Linked DNA regions of Homo sapiens: region 2 is linked to region 1. A link is a contact called in ENCODE Hi-C data. All regions are on one chromosome and are shown on one strand. The core of a region is the stretch at or near the end of the contact, and the rest is flanking DNA. Distances in the headings are between cores, read along the strand shown.

The links. A loop is a pair of places that touch in the nucleus more often than their neighbours do.
Region 2: a loop to region 1 is called in a map of Caco-2, with 4 times the contacts of the local background. The contact joins two enhancer-like sites. A Hi-C loop is called at or near these places in 6 of 168 maps with a recorded cell type or tissue (Caco-2, HepG2, Right ventricle myocardium inferior and 3 more).

What each region holds. Positions count from the first base shown.
Region 1 is chrX:2,409,244-2,414,754 of GRCh38, forward strand. The region is part of intron 2 of DHRSX (dehydrogenase/reductase X-linked); the gene reads right to left. Among named protein-coding and RNA genes, the nearest start is that of DHRSX, 89 kb to the right of the region's middle. Within about 2 kb of position 1,294, at least 2 of the 41 ENCODE cell types and tissues checked have a DNase peak (open chromatin) inside an H3K27ac peak, as active enhancers do.
Region 2 is chrX:2,469,786-2,475,296 of GRCh38, forward strand. All of the region lies in intron 1 of DHRSX (dehydrogenase/reductase X-linked), which reads right to left. Among named protein-coding and RNA genes, the nearest start is that of DHRSX, 28 kb to the right of the region's middle. Within about 2 kb of position 3,391, at least 3 of the 41 ENCODE cell types and tissues checked have a DNase peak (open chromatin) inside an H3K27ac peak, as active enhancers do.

The DNA of each region.
Region 1 (5,511 bases), core at 44-2,543:
GTTCCTACTACGTGCTCAGGATTTCTTTCTGTTTCTTTTTTTTAATTCTACTTTAAGTTCTGGGGCACATGTGCGGAATGTGCAGGTTGGTTACATAGGTATACACGTGCCATGGCAGTTTGCTGCACCCATCAACCCATCATCTACATTAGGTATTTCTCCTAATGCTCTCCCTGCCCTGCCCCCTCAACCCCTCGACAGGCCCTGGTGTGGGATGTTCCCCTCCCTGTGTCCATGCGTTCTCATTGTTCAACTCCCACTTATGAAGGAGAACATGGGGTCTTTGGTTTTCTGTTCCTGCGTTAGTTGGCTGTGTGCTCAGGATTTCTTACTCCTCTCACTGCACTTCCGTAAAACTCTCCAAGTGAGGTTTCAGGAACACGCCTTTAGAAGGATGGAAAGAGGTGTTTTGCTTGTTATAGCTAAAATAAAGACTAGGAAATCCGGGGTGAAAGAATGTTAATTGGGTTTTTTTGTTTTGTTTTTTTGTTTTGTTTTTTTTTTGAGACAGAATCTTGCTCTGTTGCCCAGGCTGGAGTGCAGTGGTGCGATCTCAGCTCACTGCAACCTCCACCTCTCTGATTCAAGTGATTCTGCTGCCTCAGCCTCCTGAGTAGCTGGGATTAGAGGTGACTGCCACTATGCCCAGCTAATTTTTTCGTATCTTTAGTAGAGAGGGGGTTTCACCATGTTGGCAAGGCTGGTCTTGAACTCCTGATCTCAGGTGATCCTCCCGCCTCGGCCTCCACAGTGCTGGGATGACAGGTATGAGCCACCACACCCGGCCTGGTTTCTTTAATGTCTTAGGAAGTGAACATGCGTTGAACAGGAGACTATAGTTTGATGTTGTCTTCGTCATTTTTTCAAATGTCTTTGACCCGGGAGGTTGGATTTTAAGGTGTTTCTGAAGGGGCGGCTCTTTAGGGGAAAGGAGTTTGGCAAATTTTTCCTCCTTCAGCCTCATCCTTCATTAACCTGTTGGCAACATGTGGGATTAGCTGCTTTCCAGGGTGAGCCAAGCCCAAAACTCCCTTTCAGGGAGGGTCACGGAAAAAGTGTTGAGAGAAGGGAGATGAGAACTAGCAGGGGAAGCGCACAGGCTTGAACAAGAACGTCTTGGGTGCCCGGAGAGCTTCAAACAGCTGATCTGCAAGGAGCAGTTACCAAGGGGGTGGGGCCGGTCTATCTCCATCCTACCTGCACCCAGCCCGGGCCAGTGAGGTGTTCTGTAGTACAGCACCGTCCCCGGGTCTCCATGAAAATACATTACCAAATAATCCCTCTCTTTGGCATTCCTGAATACTGAGTCAACACGGCGTATTGAATTTACACACTCTAACACAAGGAAGAGACCATGCTGTTTGATATCCTATCATTGTATTCGGTATTCTTTCTTCTGTGTTAAGGCCATGGGCTCCCAAATTAACTATTAGAATGCACTTTTCAAAAAACAATGAAAATGTTTTCAGCAAAGAGTGAAAAAATATATAAAAGAGGAGAAGCAGTGAAACTTATGAAGTTGGAAATGTTTTTGGCTCCAGTGGGAGACGGCTAAGATAAATAGTGCAAAGTCCATCCTTTGGGGCAGAGTAAATGGAATATCTAAATTGTCACTTCCTTGAAGGAATTCAAAGTTGCAGACATCAGAAGACTGAAGCTGCAAAGGTAATTTGCACCTTTGACTTCCTTAAAGAAACAGAACATGATACCATTATTACATTTTTGCTTTGACAGTCCTTTGGCACTGAGGAGGCAGCAGGCATTTCAGGGAGGTGGGTTTCGACGGGAGGGAGAGGAAGAAATAGCCTGAAAGGTATATTCCATCTATAAATGTCCTATGCATCAAACACAAAACAAAAAAAGAAAGGATAAAAAAATTCAAAGTCAAGGTAACCTTTACACTGGGGACTTGTACATTCATGAGCTTATTTATGAAATCCCATGAACTTTTTAAATGTAAGCACTCATCCACTGCTGGGCTGCTCTGCCGTATCAGCCATCTCAAGATCAAAGGGTGCGGCCGGGTGCGGTGGCTCATGCCTGTAATCTCAGCCCTTTGGGATTTGGGAAGCCGAGGCAAGCGGATCACGAGGTCAGGAGTTCAAGACCAGCCTGGCCAACATGAGGAAACCCCATCTCTACTAAAAACACAAAAATTAGATGGGCATGGTGATGTGTGCCTGTAATCCCAGCTACTAGGGAAGCGGAGGCAGGAGAATTGCTTGAACCAGGACCCGGGAAGCAGAGGTTGCCATGAACTGAGATCACACCACTGCACTCCAGCCTGGGCGACAGAGCCCAACTCTGTCCCAAAAAAAAAAAAAAAAAAAAAAGTTAGCCAGACATGGTAGCAGGCACCTGTAATCCCAGCTACTCTGGAGGCTAAGGCAGAAGAATTGCTTGAACCCAGTAGGCAGAGGTTGCAGTGAGATGAGATTGCGCCACTGCACTCCAGCCTGGGCAACACAGCGAGACTCCATCTCAAAAAGAAAACAAAACAAAACAAAACAAAAAAAAACAAAGGGAAACATGCCGGAAGCTGGGACGAAGTAAGATGGGAGCCTCCACCTTCTCAAGAAAGACAAAAGTGACCAGAAAAAGCTGGGAGCATCAAAAAAAGCCAGGTGAAGTGATTATTTGGGAAGACCACCTTCATGGGCAGGCCATTTTCCATGGTGGCACCGTCAACGCTGGCATAGGACAGAAGCACCACACTGGAGGAATGGAGAAGGTGAGGTGGCACGTGCGGTATCTTCTTTGGCCAATGTCACCTTCAGCAATTGTCTCCTCAGACCTGGAGGGAGCTGCTTTAAGGAACTGGACGTGGGACATTTGGCCTCATATGCATTTGCTGGAGTGGTTCCTACATTTGCTGAGCAAGTACTGCATATGCAGAAACACCGCACACGTCCCAAACACAGTGCATCTGCCTTCTGCTTCATCCTTTGTATTTGGGGGGGCAGGGGAGGGCGTTACATGTTATATGTGCAATGGAAATTGGTATAGCCATTATGGAAAACAGTGGAGATGGGGTTTCACTATGTTGGCCAGGCTGGTCTTGAACGCCTGACCTCGGGTGACCCGTTTGCCTTTGCCTCCCAAAGTGCTGGGATGACAGACATGAGCCACTGCACCCGGCCTGGTTTTTTTCACATCTTAGGAAGTGAACGTGCTTGGACAGGAGACTATAGTTTGATGTTGTCGTCATTTTTTTCAAATGTCTTTGACCAGAAAGGTTGGATTTTAAGGTGTGTCTAAAGGGGTGGCCTTTTTTTTTTTAAGAGTTCCTCAAAAAATGATCATTATGCCTACCATAGGATCTAGCAATCTCACTCCTCTGTATAGATCCAAAGGAAATGAAATCAGCCCCTTATAGAGATATCTACACCCCCATGTTCGTTGCAGCATGATTCACAAGAGCCAAGATATGAAACCAACCTAAGTGTCCATCTAAGGATGGGTAGATAAATAAAATGTGGGATAGCTACACCATGGAATACCATTCAGTCTTTGAAAACCAGAGGACCCTATCCTGTGATACAACATGGATCAACCAGGAGTACATCATGTTAAGTAAAATAAGCCACATAAAACCAAATCCCACATGATCTCACCCATATGTAGAGTCTCCAGAAGTTGAACTCACAAGAAAAAGTATTATGATGATTATTGGCCAGGCGTGGTATCTCATGCCTGTAATCCCAGCACTTTGGGAGGCCAAGGCAGGTGGATCACAAGGTCAAGAGATCGAGACCATCCTGGCCAACCTGGCAAAAGCCTGTCTCTACTAAAAATACAAAAATTAGCCGGGTACGGTGGCATGCACCTGTAGTCCCAGCTACTCAGGAGGCTGAGGCAGGAGAATCGCTTGAACCCAGGAGGTGGAGGTTGCAGTGAGCCGAGATTGCGCCACTGCACTCCAGCCTGGTGACAGAGTGAGACTCCATCTCAAAAAAAAGAAAGAAAGAAAAGAAAAAGAATTATGGTGATTACCAGGTGCTAGGGGGGTGGGTTGCTGAGATTTTGTTCAAATGACACCAAATGTCAGTTTGACAGAAGGTATAAGTTCAAGAGATCTATTGTACTTAAGGTGACTAAATTAGTGACTATAATCTTGAACCTGACTATAATTAGTCACAGTGACTATAATTAATATTTGAAAATTGCAAAGAGAGTAGATTTTAAGTGTTTCCAAAAACACACACAAAAAGAAACATGTAAGGTAATGGATATGTGAATTAGCTTGAATTGGCCATTCCAGATGGAAACATATATCAAAACCACATTTTGTACACCATAAAAATATGTAACTTGTTTTTGTCTATTAAAATAAGTAAATAGATAATTAAATACAAGTTTAAATATTTTACACGTTTCACATGTACTATTCATGGACAATACAAAGTATATGTGGCACAAGTCATTTTTAAAAGACAGTTGCAATTTAGATAACCTAACCAACTAGACTTCCTGTGACCTACAAAACTAGATTTTATGATGACCAACGCAACTACACCTCATCATACTCTAACCCAACTAAATCTCATTAGGACTAACCAAAATACACCTCATCATAACTTAACCCAAATAGATCTGATTATACCCTAACCCAACTAGACCTCATCATGACCTAACCCAACTAAATCTCATTATAACCTAGCCCAAATAAACCTCAACATGACCTAATACAAACAGGTATCTTTATGACCAACCCAAATACACCTCATCATAACTTAACTGAATCTCATCACAACCAACGACACTAGACCTCATAACCTAACCAAACTAGACCTCATCATGACCTAATACAACTAGATCACATCATGACCAACTCAACTAGACCTCATCATGACCTGACACAGCTAAATCTCATTATAAACAAGCCCAACAAGAACTAATCATGACTGACTATGACTAGATTTCATCATGACCAACCCAACTACCTCATCGTGACCTAACTAACTCTCATCATGACCAACCCAACTATACCTCATCATAACTTAACCCAACTTAACTACATCATAACCTAACTCAACAAGACTTCATTATGACCTAATACAACTACATCTCATCAAGGCCAACAAAACTAGTCCTCATCATGACCTAACAAAATCTCATCATGACCAACCCAAATAGACCTCATCACAACCTTATCCAAGTAAATCTCCTCATACCCTAACCCAACTAGAACTCATCATGACCTAACCAAACTAGACTTCATCATAACCTAACCAAACTAGACCTCATCACGACCTAATACAACTATATCTCATCAAGACCAACCCAACTAGACCTTATCATGACCTAATTATATCTCATCATGACCATCCAACTAGATCTCCTCATGACATAATCCAACAAGATTTCATCATAACCAAACCAACTAGACCTCATCATAACCTAACCCAACTAGGTCTCATCATGACCTAATACAACTAGATCCCATCATGAGCAACACAACTAGACTGCATCATAAACAAATTACATCTCATTATGACAACGAACTAGATC
Region 2 (5,511 bases), core at 2,141-4,640, 63 kb after region 1:
GTGGCCAAGGGACCGCCACCTTGTACATAGTGAAGACGTTCCAAAGGTCCAGCCATAGGCCTGCAAAACATCAGAGGAAAGAATGGTGTGCAGGATCCAGACATCCCACCACTGGGTGTGTACCCAAAGGAAAGGAAATCAGCCCATCAATGGGATACCTGCATCCCCTGTGCCCTGCAGCACTACTCAGGTTCCAAGATATACAATCAACCCATGTGTCAATCAACAGATGAGTACATCAAGCAAATGTGGCATAGACACACAGTGGAATAGTATGCAGCCATGAAAAAGGAAATCCTGCCATTTGCGCAACATGGATGGGACTGGAAGATACAATGTGAAGTGAAATGAACCAGGCACAGAGAGACAAATACTGTATCATCTCGTATGTAGAATCTAAAAAAGCTGAACGCATAAACGCAGAGAGTGCAATGGTGGTTGCCAGGGAAGAATGCTGAAGTGTTTGTCAAAGAACATAACATTTCAGTTGGAGGCCAGGAGCGCTGTGGCTCATGTCTGGAATCACTGTGCTATGGAAGGCTGAGGAAGGAGGATCACTGGAGGCCAGGAGTTTGAGACAAGCCTGGGTAACGTAATGAAACCCTATCTCTAAACAAATAAAAAAAAAACTGAAAAAATTAACTGGATATGGTGGCATGCACCTGTAGTCCCAGCTACTTGGGAGGCTGAGGCAGGAGGATCGCTTTAGCCCAGGAATTCAAGACCAGCCTGAGCAACATAGCAAGACCCCATCTCTACAAAAAATTTAAAAATTAACCAGGTGTGGTGGTGTGCACCTGTAGTCCCAGCTACCTGGGAGGCTGAGGTGGGAGGGTCACCTGAGCCATGAGTTGGAGGCTGCTGAGAGCTATGAACATGATGCTGTACTCCAGCCTGGCTATAGGATGAGACTGTCTCAAAAAACATATAAATTACATTAAAATTAATTTTTTTCAGTTAGATAAAACAAATGAATTCCAAGTTCTATCACACCACACAGTGATGATAGTTAATAATACATCACGTCTTTCAAAATGACTAAAAGTAGATTTTACATATTCTCACTACAAAAAAAAGTAGGTGAGGTGATATAGGTTAGAGTTAGAATTATGTGAATATGTAAATTAGCTTGATTGTTAATATGTTAATTAGCTTCAATGTTAATATGTTAATTAGCCTGATTATTAATATGTTAGTTAATGTGATTGTTAATATGGTAACTAGCTTGATTTAATCATTGCATGATGTGTACGTGGATTAAAACATCACGTTGTACCTCATATACGTGTATACAATTACTTTTTTTAACGAAAAATGAATTTTCCAGAAAAATGACTCGCATTTCCAGGCAGAAAACAAAACAAGTCCCAGTTTCAAGGACAGCTGTGACATATTTAACAGTGTTTCCTCTTAATTCAACACCCTTTATATGACCATGACCCAAGGGGCTCCAAGTTGCCAAGGAAAGGATTCCAGTTATGTGCTCAAGGTGTATCCACACTGGGCTGGGCGCGGTCACGCCTGTCATCCCAGCGCTTTGGGAGGCCGAGGTGGGTGGATCACCTGAGGTCACGAGTTCGAGAGCAGCCTGAACAATAGGCTGAAACCCCTTCTCTACTAAAAATTCAAAAATTAGCCGGGTGTGGTGGCAGGCACCTGCAATCCCAGCTACTCAGGAGACTGAGGCAGAATTGCTCAAACCCGGGAGATGTTGGCTGCAGTGAGCCGAGATTGAGCCATTGCACTGCAGCCTGGGCAACAAGAGCAAAACTCCATCTCAAAAAAAAAAAAAGACATTTACGTTGAGATTTCTACACTGTGAAAAAAGATCTGCAATAGGGCATCAGGCACCCCAAAGATTCCCAATGCTATTAACCAATCAAATCTACTAGGAAATTGCAATTGCAATCACTCCACAGTTTCCCGGAAAGGTGAACACCCCTCCAGTAGGAAGCATTCAGTGTTTTCATGCACATCGCTTCATCCATTTCTCAAAACAACGCCATGTAAACTGGATAAACAAAGGGTGGTGCATATACACTATGGAATACTACATACCCATGAAAAAGAATGGGATTGGTTGGGTGTGGTGGCTCACACCTATAATCTCAGCACTTTGGGAGGCCGTGGAGGGCAGATTAACTGAGGTCAGGAGTTCAAAACCAGCCTGGGCAACATGGAGAAACCCCGTCTCTACTAAAAATACAAAATTAGCCGGGCGTGGTGGCATGTGTCTGTAATCTCAGTTACTCAGAAGGCTGAGGCAGGACAACTGCTTGAACCCGGGAGCTGGTGGTAGCGGTGAGCCGAGATCACACCATTGCACTCCAGCCTGGGCAACAAAAAGGAAACTGTCTCAAAAAAAAAAAAAAAATGGGATGATGTCCTTTGCAGGAACATGCACGGAGGTGGAGGCCATTATCCTTAGCAAACTTACACAGGAACAGAAAACCAAATACCACCTGTTCCCACTGATAAGTGACAGCTAAACATTGGGCACTGGTGGATATAAAGAAGGGAACAGCTGCAGGGGCCTGCTGGAGGGTGGAGGGTGGGACAAATGAGAGGATCAAAAAACTACCTATCAGATGGTAGTAGGCTTACTACCTGGTTGATGAATTAATCTGTACACTAAACCCCCAGGACATGCAATTTACCCGTGTAATGAACCTGCACACGTGCCCCTGAACCTGAAAGTTTAAAAAGTAGGCCAGGAGCAGTGATTCATAATCCCAGCACTTTGGGAGGCCAAGATGGGTGGATCACTTGAGGCCAGGAGTTCGAGACCACCCTGACCAATATGGTGAAACCCTGTCACTACTAAAAATACAAAATCAGCCGAGCATGGTGGCGCATGCCTATAATCTCAGCTACCTTACAGGCTGAGATGGGAGAATCCTTGGAACCCGGGAGACGGAGGTTGCAGTGAACCCAGATCATACCATTGCACTCCAGCCTGGGCGACAAGAGTGCAAATCATCTCAAAAATAAATAAATAAATAAAACACTACATGTGCTGCTATTGGGAATATTTTACTGAATTTTTTTTAAGTCCTTTAAAATGTTAGGGTAGTGTCTTAGGAAATCAGGGATTTCCAAAGGCAGGACTTCACGTTGCCAACATGAGTGTGAGAAGGATTCCTTTCAGTGTAGAAGGTGCTTGCCTGCTCTGTGCTTCCAGAAATCCCCGAGACTTAATAAGGCACCTGGCTCCGTCACTGATCAAAGAATGGGTACCACAACTTACTGTCCACTGCAAAGCTCCATGGCACCTAGCTCTAGCCAGTTTGTTCACAGCCGTGATTAAGGTGCCCACAGCATCCTCACCAGCCTCAGGAACGTGGCACAGTCAGCTCGCCACAGGGGTGACCCCAGAAACAAGAGACAGGACTGTTACAGGGACAACACGTGGGACGCCAAAAACCAGAAACAAGAGACAGGAATATTGTAACAGGGACAAAGTCCAGACCACACGGAAGGTGGATGACTCATTTGTCACAGGTGGAAACAGTTTATCTGCGAGTTTGAAACCAGGTGGATCAAGAATGAAAGGCGCCGCCAGGCGCGGGGGCTCACGCCTGTCATCCTAACATTTTGGGAGGCCGAGGCGGATGGATCACCTGAAGTCAGGAGTTCGAGACCAGCATGACCAACATGAAGAAAACCCATCTCTACTAAAAATATAAAATTAGCCGGGCGTGGTGGCACATGCCTGTATTCCCAGCTACTCAGGAGACTGAGGCAGGAGAATTGCTCGAACCTGGGAGGCAGGGGTTACAGTGAGCCGAGATCCCTCCACTGCACTCCAGCCTGGGTGACAGGGTGACAGAGCAAGACTCCGTCTCAAAAAAAAAAAAAAGAATGAAAGGTGCACAGAGGCAGCCAGGACACAAGCCCCTTCCACCCCGGGCCCCGGAAATGCACAGACCACCTTCTAAGGTTTCTCTCCTGTCATCCTCCCAAGTCTACACGAATATAGAGAAACACACTAGAAGTCTCTGATAGGATGGGGGCATCTCCAGAAATCCAAAGATTCAGGTTCTGAATCTCTGATCTGGGTGGGGCTGGGGAGCTGCAGTGCCAGAAAGATAATGAAGCCTTGGCTGTGATTCAGACCATTTCTTGGTATCAAGCGTGTAGGGGAAGAAGGATGCGGACAGGGCAGGAGAAGGAATGAATGCGGTCAGCACGGTGGCTGGAGGATGTCTGGGATGGCGAGGTGCAGAGAGGAGCAGGCTGGCTGCGTCTCTCACTGTGCCTGGGATGGGCGGTGACAGAGGAAAGGGATTCCACATGAGAGTCAGAGACACCCAATGAAGAAACAAAAGCAGCTTACAGGGTGGAAAGGACACAGACACAGACACTCAGAAGAATGTGGCCAAGGGATCGCCACCGTGTACGAACTGAAGACGTTTTCTAAGAATGTGGACAAGGGACTGCCACTCCGTATGCACTGAAGAGGTTCCCAAAGCATGTGGCCAAGGGACCATCGCCATGTACACAATCAAGACAATCCCTAAGCATGTGATTAAGGGACTGCCACCATGTACACACTGAAGATGTTCCCTAAGAATGGGGCCAAGGGACCACTGCCATGTACACACTGAAGACGTTCCCTAAGTATGTGGCTAAGGGACCGCCCCCATGTACGCACTGAAGACATTCCCTAAGAATGCAGCCAAAAGACGGCACTGAAGACGCTCCCTAAGAATGTGGCCAAGGGACCACAACGGTGTACACACTGAAGCCATTCCTTAAGCATGTGGCCCAAGGGACTGCCACGCTGTGCATACTGAAGACGATCCCTAAGCTTGTGGCTAAGGGACGGCGGCCATCTACACACCAAAGACGTTCCCTAACAATGAGGCCAAGGGACCACTGCTGTGCACACACTGAAGATGTTCCCTAAGTGTGTGGCTAAGGGACCTCTGCCATGTACACACTGAAGACGTTCCCTAAGAATGCAGCTAAAAGATGGCACTGAAGACGTTCCCTAAGCATGTGGCCAAGAGACTGCCACCATATACACACTGAAGACGTTCCCTAAGCTTGTGGCTAAGGGACCGCCGCCATGTACACACTTAAGACGTTCCCTAAGAATGCGGCCAAGGGACCGCCACCATGTACACACTGAAGACGTTCCCTAAAAATGCAGGGAAGGGACAGCACTAAAGATGTTCCCTAGGCATGTGGCCAAGGGAATGCACTGAAGATGTTCCCTAAGCATGCAGCCAAAGAACTGCCACCATGTATACACTGAAGACATTCCCTAGGAATGTGGGTGAGGGACTGCTACCATGTGCACACTGAAGATGTTCCCTAAGAATGCAACCAAGGGACCACTGCTGTGTGCAGTGAAGACACTCCCTAAGTATGTGGCTAAGGGACCTCCGCCATGTGCACACTGAAGACATTCCCTAAGAATGCAGCTGGCACTGAAGACGTTCCCCTAGGCATAATGACCAAGGGACCCCACTGTATACAACTGAAGACGTTCCCTAAGCATGTGGC